2 separate regions of the Homo sapiens genome follow, and region 1 is linked to region 2. A link is a contact called in ENCODE Hi-C or POLR2A ChIA-PET data. All regions are on one chromosome and are shown on one strand. The core of a region is the stretch at or near the end of the contact, and the rest is flanking DNA. Distances in the headings are between cores, read along the strand shown. Region 1 has its middle 3.3 kb from the start of TPRG1-AS1. Region 2 has its middle 41 kb from the start of LINC01991.

Region 1 (5,034 bases), core at 1,166-3,665, 1.0 Mb before region 2:
GAGCAGTGGGGGTGTGGTGTGGGGCTAAGGGTGAGGAAGAGAGTATCTATTTCTTAGCTGGTTTATGGAATCCAAGGTGGAAGTGGAGTTTGATCAGTCACTCAGTGTAGACTGACTTTGGGGCAAATAGAAAGCGAGCACTAGAAGAAGCTTAAGAGCTCAACTGCTCTTCCCTATCATTTAGTAAATGCTAAAATGTAGATCTCAAGGCCACACAGTAATTGGTAGAATAAACCTGGATTATGGTGTTTTTATAGGCTAAATGTAACCTCCAGCATATAACCTCCTCACTTACTAATCCCTATATCTCTACCAGAACTATTTAGATTTTCTCCTCCTGCTCATCACTAGATTTTTGCACTGCTTAGAGATGATCACAATCTCTTTGATCCTTCTCACACAAAACTTCACCTCATATATAGGAGCAGTAAGGTAATAGTTTCAGTGGAATCTGCTGTCTCTTGTGATGCTCTGAAATTTGGATCTTTTGCCTGAACTAACATCTTAGGAGGGCTTCAGTCAGTTCACCATTCGTAAGTGGATTTATTTCTTCATTTCGTGCACTAACTTGGGTCCAAGTGAACCTTTATTTATTTATTTACTTACTTACTTATTTACATAAACCTACTTGAAAAGATATATGAGGAAGCTTATAATAAAAATCACAAGTATTTTTAAACCCAACTATAAAACAGGAGCACAAATGCAGTTATACTTAAACCTAAGTAGATCCACCCAAATTTTTAATGATTTTTTTTTTACTATATAAGTTCACTGATGAATTTTCCATCTGAAACTTTATATAAAGCAACTTAACAGATGCTATCTTTATAACACCATTATAATAAAGGCTCTTCTATGTACCAATGTTACAGCAAACCTTGGTAAGTGTCGGAGGTGTACTATCAAGTTGTACTTTGAAGATAGAGTTCTGGGGCCTCCAAGCCATGTAGTCCTCATTGATATAAAACTTCCTGAAAATTTAATAGGAAGATACAGACAGATTTGAAATATCTTGAGAAATAGCTAGTTTGCAAGAACCCCTATGCAGTCTTTCGTTTTGTTTTGTCTTGTTTTGTTTTTGAGACAGAGTTTCGCTCTTGTCACCCAGGCTGGAGTGCAAGGGCATGATCTCGGCTCACTGCAACCTCCGCCTCCCGAGTTCAAGCAACTCTCCTGCCTCAGCCTCCCAAGTAGCTGGGATTACAGGTGCCTGCCACTACGCCCAGCTCATTTTTGTATTTTTAGTAGATTCAGGGTTTCGCCATGTTGGCCAGGCTGATCTCAAACTACTGACTTCAGGTGATCCGCCAGCCTCGGCCTCCCAAAGTGCTGGGATTACAGCCGTGAGCCACTGCGCCTGGCCAGTCTTTTCAAATATTAGCTCTCTCAGCTGAACTAGGAAGTAGACAGCAGACACGTCTAGACAGAGGTCGCTGGCCAGGCCCTAAAGTGCAGATGTGCTGTGCTGTGGCCTAAAGAAAGATACCCAGAAAGTTCTTCAGACCTGCTAGAGATCGTGAGGCTGCTCAGGCTTCCTCCCTAAAGAACAAGGTCTCTGGACTTGGCTTTGTGTCTAACAAAGCAGTTACCGCATTCCCACCTCTTCCCCTGACCCAAACACACACACACCCTCCACACACACACGTCAATATGACAAGCTGTTTCCTCATGTTCTTTAGTATAGAATCACAGCATATTAGACCAATTTGCTGTTTAACCCATCTATTTAACAGATGAGAAACTGAAGCTCAGACAGAGGGGAGCTGCCATTTGCTTACAAGGTGACAGACCCCAGCTCCCATTTCTGCCCCTCCATGAAACAGTGTCTCACTGAAACACACTGTGGGTCGTGCCATGCTCCTGCTCAGTCACCTCCACTGATCTCCCATAACCCTCAAGGGAGTCCAAACACCCCAGCCTTGGCATCAGAGCCCTCCACAGAATAGCCTTATTTGGGTTTCCATCCCAGTCTCCATGTTCTTCTTCTTGATTGCTGGCGAGTGATCTCCTCAAAGGTCTCCTGCTCCCACGTAAACAGACCAGACTCATTCGCATCTCCATCTCAACATGGATTCTCCTGCCCATTCCCACGTTCTGAGAGCCTGTTCTCAGTGAACTGGGATGTCCAGAAACGAAGCAAGGTCATAAAATGGCTTCGCATACCCTCCACGTGTGCCTCTTCAGAGCGTCAAAATCACACTATGGCTTATTTTTACTTTTAATAATATTTTTGTGTGTAATTAGCAAGGACTCTGAAAGCCTCAGCCCCCTCCTGTGTGGTAGGAATGGCAAATACGCCCATTTTATAGGGGAGATGAAGGAAGTGAGACCCAGTGCTGAGAAAGGGCATATGATTCATGTTTCAGCAAGCAATGAGTCAGAGGAGGAGACGTCGACCCAGGCTTCCTGATGCTGAAGCTAGAGCTCCATTCACACGGCTGGGCGTATTGCCTCTGTTACTTCCAAATGCTTGATATCTTGTTTAAAAAGTCAACAAACACTCACCCCAACAGGCTGACTTTTGAGTAAGTTTTTTATTATGATGAAAAAGCACAAGAGACCTTATCTTTTCTGACCTCTGAACAGAACCTAGAATGTTAACTACATAGTTTATAATAAAGAAGCTTCAAGCTTTCCAAGTTGTGATCCTCTCCTAAGGCAACTGTGTAAATAGAGGCAATTCTGAAAACTTGGACTGTCAAAGAAATTGGGCAAGTCTGGCTGGGCGCAGTGGCTCATGCCTATAATCCCAGCACTTTGGGAGGTTGAGGCAGGCAGATCACCTGAGGTCAGGAGTTCGAGACCAGCCTGGCCAACATGGTGAAACCCCATCTCTACTAAAAATACAAAAATTAGCCAAGCATGGTGGTGGGCACCTGTACCAGCTACTCGGGAGGCTGAGGCAGGGGAATCACTTGAACCCAGGAGGCAGAGGTTGCAGTGAGCCGAGGTCATGCCACTGCACTCCAGCCTGGGTGACAGAGCAAGACTCTATCTCAAAAACAAAAACAAACAAACAAACAAACAAAAAAAGAAATTGGGCAAGGCCAAAAGTCCAGTTGAGGCTGGAAATGATATATCGCACCAGCTGTGTTCTGACCTTCTCTAGTGTCTGATACCTATTTCCAATATCCAGTGGCTGTTCTACTGTTTAGGGGCTGAGAAGAAGGGGTAGGATTGTGGTAAGTGATTTCTCTTGTTGGGTCAGAGCATTTTGAAATCCTGGAAAGGCTTGTCAAAAAGAAAGTGGTCATAGGTCATTCTGCAGTCCTTGAGAGAAGAGGAACAAATGGTAGCCTGCCTCCAGAAAAGGAGTGAAAAGGGTAGGGCTGAGAGCCCCAGTGACCTGGGTATAAAAGATCCTTTAAATGCCCTTTAAGGTACTTTGCCACATTTACTGAGCCCCTGCTAATGTACCATGTACTTGGATAGAGACCCTCAGTAAGGTGACTGTATAATTTATCATCCAAACCCAAAAACTTCAAGGTGAAGGAGGGACCTATTAATAACTAATTATACCAAGACAGAGTCATAAACTGAGATGGCAAATCAGGATGTATTATGATGTACCTTATGATGTACCTTAGCCATAAGGTACATTTTATATTATACCAAGACAAAGTCATAAACTGAGATGGCAAACCAGGATGTATTTATGATGTATTATGATATACCTTAGCCATCAGTATTGAGATCAACAGCAGAGTTTGTATCCACAGAGAAATCTCTATGGCATAAGAGGGATCTAGCAAGCACAAAAATGGCATAACCCAAGGCTGGCTGGGTGTACTGAGACTGAAAGAGAAAGAAGTGACATCTAAATAGAGGAGATGGCATTGAAGCTGGGTTTTGAGGGATGTGAAAGATTTGAATGTGTGGCAGAGATAGGCCAAATAGAGGCCATCAAATTCTGATGAGTTTAAAAAATTTTTTAAGACATCTCAGCCAAGGCCCAAGTGGCAGGAAAGCAGGAGGCGTCCATGGAGCACCGCGACCAGCCAGAACCCATCTGATGTGGCTGCCATGGAAGGAGTGGTAAGACCAACGAGAGATGAGGCAGGAAGGGTGCTGATGCCAGGCTGGGCTTGGTTCTAATTTCCTAGAGAGCACCAGGAGCGAGCTTTCCTCCTCTTATCAGCATGGCTGCACAAATCTCCATTCTCCTCATCCTGGACTTTTGTTGAGACTGCTCAGACCCACATCTCGTGGGCTGCTGCTAGTCTTACCAGGCTGACTGTCTTCCCTCCAACAAGGAAGGGAGTCTCATTTGAGGAACTGCACAACCTCTTCTGGTTTCTGTACCGGTCACTTTCTCTCTCTAGCCACTGGAGAAGTGGGTTGGAGCATTAGGGGGAAGTGTCTGTTTGGCAACCTCACAGGGCTAGAAAACTTGAAGAGGGTGGATTTTAGGGGCTATCCCCTTGAAAACATTCAAACGTTTGAATCTTTCTGGTGAGACCACTTGTATTCCTATTTTCCAGGAGTACACACAAGGCCAGAGGCACTTTGGACCTCAGGGCTTTCAGAGGGGTGAAAGACAAGGCGGTCAGGGAAAGACTTTCTCATTTGGCCTCACTGTTTTGTGATGTATGTCAGGAAGGTGTTATTGTGGTGAACAATGGAGAAGAAGGGAATTTAAAAGCAGAGAAATGAGTGACTCACCCAAGGTCACATAGCAAGTAACAGAGCTGCAAGCGGCTTGAATGCAAATCCCCTGGACCCAGGCCATGTATTCATGAACCTACCTCAAAGCCTGCTCTCAGAAAGAAGTGGAAGAGGGAGAGGAGGAAGACAAGAAAGAAGAAAGAGGAGGGGGAGGAAAAAGAGGGAGAGAAGCAGAGGAGGGGAGAGACAGCAGAGCCCTTCACTGTAGGTGAAGGACCTGGAACCTTCTCCTTTCACCCCTACTCACCCCCACTCCCTTAACTCCTCCTGGACCCAAGAAAATGTGTCCAAGGCTGTGCGGTAGGGAACGGCTGCTGGGTAACTTCTTTGCTGAGGCGCAAGCATGGCCCTGCGGGGTTGCTGAGC
Region 2 (4,759 bases), core at 951-3,450:
CTTCCGTTGTTTTTTCCATAACAAGTTGTTTGTTACACTTCCATGATCCCACTCTTTGTTATGAATTCCAGACATGGCAATGATATTTACTAGCTTGTAATTCCCAGGTAGCTCTTCATATTAGGGTGGAAATCCTATTGGCAATGTGATGCTCCCTCTGGTTTAGTAGTAATGACAGGCTGTGCATTCTGGACGATGGCTCCACAGTTTTATACATGACTTATTCCAGAATTCTGGAGTGAATGTCATCAGTCCAGGTGATTTGTTTACTTAGTTTGTTCATTCCATTTAGTGTGTGTGTGGAGGGGGGTGGCAGTACGCAGCATGGAGCCCTGACCCGATAGGCCAGCAATTTGAATCCTTGCCCCAAATCTGCATCTAACTTGGATGAACTTGAGTAAGTCATTTCCCTCTGTAGCTCATCATTGCCATCTGAGACTCGAAGGGGTTGGATAAAATGATCTCTATGGTTCCTTCCAGTTTTGTCATTTTGTGATTCTAAAATGTGCTGTCATTCATAGTTCTTCCTGGCAAGGTCTCTGGTGGGCAAAACTAGGGCCAGCTGTAACAGCTGACAACATATCTTTCTTTTCTTTTTCTTTCTTTCTTTCTTTTTTTTTTTTTTTTTTTTTTTTTTGAGATGGAGTTTTGTGCTTGTTGCCCAGGCTGGAGTGCAACAGCATGATCTCGGCTCACTGCAAACTCTGCCTCCCAGGTTCAAGCGATTCTCCTGCTTCAGCCTTTCTAGTAGCTGCGGTTACAGGAATGTACCACCACGCCCGGCCAAGTTTGTATATTTAGTAGAGACGAGGTTTCTCCATGTTGGTCAGGCTGGTCTCGAACTTCCAACCTCAGGTGATTGGCCGGCCTCGGCCTCCCAAAGTGCTGGGATTACAGGCATGAGCCACCACACCCAGCACATCTTTCTTTTCTTGCCAGCACTCAGAAGCTTCACTTCAAATAAACTGTGGGGAAAGTATACTTGATCAAGTACAGTGGACTATGGAATTCAGCAACTAGCATGGCAACCTAGACGGACAAGAGCTCGAAAGCAGTGCTGTGAAATCATTAGTATTGACTTTCTATTTGTAAAATAAATTGAAAACATACCCATAGATGAAGTTTAGAGTAAAAATAAAGAGGGAGGAGAGATTGCTTTGCTTGTTTCACAGTGCTGGCATTGGAACTATGTCTTTATTAAGGCCTCATGCAGAGGGAAGGGACTTGAACTAAACAGACTTCTAACTTCTATTTTAGTGGCATTCTCTTGCTGATGACCTTGTGCTTGTTTGTTTTCCTCTTTGGGCCTTTATTTCTTCCACCTGTTAATAAGCATCTTGGGATAAGACAGTGCCTCTCAAAGTGTAATGTCCATGTGAATCATCTGGAGATCTTGTTAAAATGCTGATTCTGATTCAGCAGGTCTGAAGTAGGGCCTTGGGATCCTCAGTTCTAACACGGTCTTTGCTTCTCCTTCAGTCATTGAGAAGCAGAGGCTAGACAGTTTTTAAGTCCTTTTCAGCTGTGAACACTCCATGTTTCAAATAATCTCCCAACACTAGAGTGAGAAGCAGAATAGGAAGGCCTCTCTGGATGGAACATCATCTATATTAAAATGCCTTTTTGTTTTAGACAGGAAAGAATGGAATTCCTAAACTTGGGCTTAAGCAAGAGGAAAGGAAAGCACTGAAGGGGACATTTACTGTGAGGTCTGAGGTGGTTCCAAAAGGTATTAATGCTTGGAAGGAAGGAAGAAAAACCAGGCAGAAAGTTGGCTTGAGGCAGGTATAGAAGTCAGGGAAAAACAATCCACAAAAACCAGTGGTGGTGGTGTTGGAAGTGGTCATAGGAAAGTAATAAAGAGTTTTAATGCTAATTCTCCAGAGATGCGTGATTGGCCTTGTGTTTTGTAGATATTGTCCCACAGTCCATTATGGCAATCCTACAAAGCTGCAGGGGTGCAGCAATGCTGTCTCCACCATAAGGCAGAACTAAGTGGAGAGAAAGGAGGGACAATCATACGGAGAGGGAGGGGAGCCTCTTGGACCCTACAGAGCCTTAGCTCCGACACCCCAGTAAGGGGCTGGAGCCTGCTCTGCATCTGCTGTGGCTCTCCCTGGGTCACCCACCGGAGCCGCCGTGGGCAGTGGTATGGGGGAAGGAAAGTGTCTCAGCACAACCTCAGTTTCACTTCCTGCCTCAAAACACAGAGAGTCATTATATAAATATCAACCTCAGCAGCTGCTGCCCTCATCCCTCTTCTCACTATTACTCCCGAAGCTCAGCTCACAGCCAAGGCGCCTGCCAGGCCTCTCACTTTCCCCTGATCCCACGGCACTTGCACCAGGCCCGCCAGGTGGGTGCCTGGGGCAGAAATGAATCACAACTGCTCTCTGGCCCTCCAGCCAGCCATACCCAGCAGCCCTTGCGTCGCTGAGCAGGGGAGGTCGTCCTGACTGGTAGCCCACGTTAATCAAATTAAACCTTGTTCACAGACGTGACAGGCAGTCAGCCCATCCGTGGAGGCCGCAGAATGCACCGTCAGCACTCATTGCTGCTAGAGGTGGGGCAGGAAAGAACGCAGCATGTTTATATGTATATATCATAAAATGTTCTATTAAATTAGCTAAAATCACCAAAACTTTCAAAGGTGTTTTAAGTCAGGAAGCAGTGTGGTAGGTATAAAGAGTGGTCTGGAATGAAAGACCAAGAATGTGTTAGTCTCTCTAGTATGAATGAGTAAAATCTTTTTCTAATCTCCAATCATAAGAACTCCTCTTTGAACTTTGGTTCATTTTTCTTTATTTTCTTTCTAAAGATGTTACTAAAAGAACAAACAAACAAAGAAACAAAAACCCAAAAGGCAGGCCTGTCACATGATCTCCCTGATCCTCAAGTTTTTCATCTTTAAAATAATGACATGAACCTGCTTCTCTTCCAGGGTTGTGCAAGGAACATGAGATATGTGAGGTTTCCTTCTCTGCCTATTGATCACAATGGTTGACATGTTACTCTGTGTGTGTGTGTGTGTGTGTGTGTGTGTGTGTTATAAGAGAGGTTAGCAAAATGTAAGCTGTTATTCCGAGCTATTATAATTACTGATACCTTAACCATGTTGCAGCCATGGTCATGTTAGAAGCGGAAGAGCCCGGGCAAGGACTGGTAATATGGCTTCTCTGGGTCCTTAAAACAGTCAATGGAAAGCAATGTTTGGGAATCTCATCACCTGTGTGTTACTCAACTGATCAAACATTGTTAAAATATGCTCATTCTCCCACTTGATCAACTTGCGACCTAATTAGATATTTGTGATTTATTATTAAGCAACAAAAACAAATTACTAAGCAGTTTTTCAGTGCAAATCCATTAAAAATTTATTTATAAGCTTTAGAAAAAAGATTTTAAAAAGATGATGGATATTCACCAAAATGTTAACTACTGGCAATCTCTGGGAGGAGGAATTTGCATGGCTTAAATGTCTTTCTTTGTACTTTTTAAAATCACCCAAATTGGACAGGATTAACATCAGAAAAATTGACCCCTCAAGGAACACAGAGGTTAAGTGCTGTTAGCTTTTCCTTTTCCCTAAACACACATGTTGGTGTCAAATGAAGGGAAATTCAAGGTGAGAGAGCCAAAGCAGGCCACCGGGGGGTCCAAGTAAAGACTTTTTACTGAATGAGGGTCTAGAATTATTTATTTATTTTATTTTTATTTATTCATTTTTTTTGAGATGGAGTCTCGCTCTGTCCCCCAGGCTGGAGTGCAGTGGCGCAATCTCAGCTCACTGCAAGCTCCGCCTCCTGGGTTCATGCCATTCTCCTGCCTCAGCCTCCCCAGTAGCTGGGACTACAGGCGCCCAACACCACGCCCAGCTAACTTTTTTGTATTTTTTAGTAGAGATGGGGTTTCACCATGTTAGTCAGGATAGTCTCGATCTCCTGACCTCATGATTCGCCCACCTCGGCATCCCAAAGTGCTGGGATTACAGGTGTGAGCCACCGCGCCCGGCCGAGTTATTTGTTTTTTAAAATCTGTTTTTCAAGAGAGAGTGATTGATTTCTATGTTTGTCAGTCTTTCAACCATTCATCCTGTAATCATTTACTCACTTGGTAATCAAAGTTATTGGGTGGTTACGTAGGACAGAAAAAGGGCATGAATTAGCTGTCCAATGATCAGGGTTCAAGTTCTGCTACCATTTTTCTGAAGCCGTGAGCCCTTTGTCCATTTGAGCAACATGAGGCTCACTCATATGTAAAGTGGGGCTCATGGTGAACATGAAAGCTCTGAGAACTCCACAGTGCTGGGTAGAGAAGGAGTTTCTGTGACATGCAAGCCACTGAGCTAGAAATCTGAGATAGAAAGATAAGCCATTGATACAGCCTGTGCTCTCAAGAAGCTTACACTTGACTGGTCTGCTGGCTTAATGCTGAATCCAGCAGTATGGGGCACACAAAGAATCTCTTAGGTGGAATCTAGGAATCCTGGGTTTGGGGTCAATCTGAGCCACTGACAGGTTGTGTGACCATGAACCACTCACGTTCCCCCTCTGACTCTCGGATTTCTATCTGTCCCATGAAAGAATTATTAAGCCTGATGATCTCCAAGGCATTTTCTAGCTTAGACATTCTATGGAATGAGTGAAAATCAGGCAAAATTTGAAACATGTTAAAATATCCATCATGAGCCCATATGTGTCATATGCTGGTTCCTATTTGAAGAGCAAGGACATGGGAACATTTTCGGCTTGAGGCAGTA

What was found. Hi-C counts contacts between places; a loop is a spot of excess contacts on that map. ChIA-PET counts read pairs that join two places held with the same protein, here RNA polymerase II (POLR2A). Pooled maps may share reads with other maps.
Region 1: a map with no recorded cell type shows a loop between it and region 2 (2.6-fold over the local background). The contact joins two enhancer-like sites. A Hi-C loop is called at or near these places in 1 of 168 maps with a recorded cell type or tissue (PC-9), 1 of 37 single-sample maps with no recorded cell type and 1 of 50 pooled maps. POLR2A ChIA-PET finds 5 or more read pairs at or near these places in 2 of 52 experiments (both WTC11).

The regions. Positions count from the first base shown.
Region 1 is chr3:188,948,417-188,953,450 of GRCh38, reverse strand. No RefSeq gene overlaps it. Among named protein-coding and RNA genes, the nearest start is that of TPRG1-AS1, 3.3 kb to the right of the region's middle. Within about 2 kb of position 2,415, at least 27 of the 41 ENCODE cell types and tissues checked have a DNase peak (open chromatin) inside an H3K27ac peak, as active enhancers do.
Region 2 is chr3:187,933,457-187,938,215 of GRCh38, reverse strand. No RefSeq gene overlaps it. Among named protein-coding and RNA genes, the nearest start is that of LINC01991, 41 kb to the left of the region's middle. Within about 2 kb of position 2,200, at least 2 of the 41 ENCODE cell types and tissues checked have a DNase peak (open chromatin) inside an H3K27ac peak, as active enhancers do.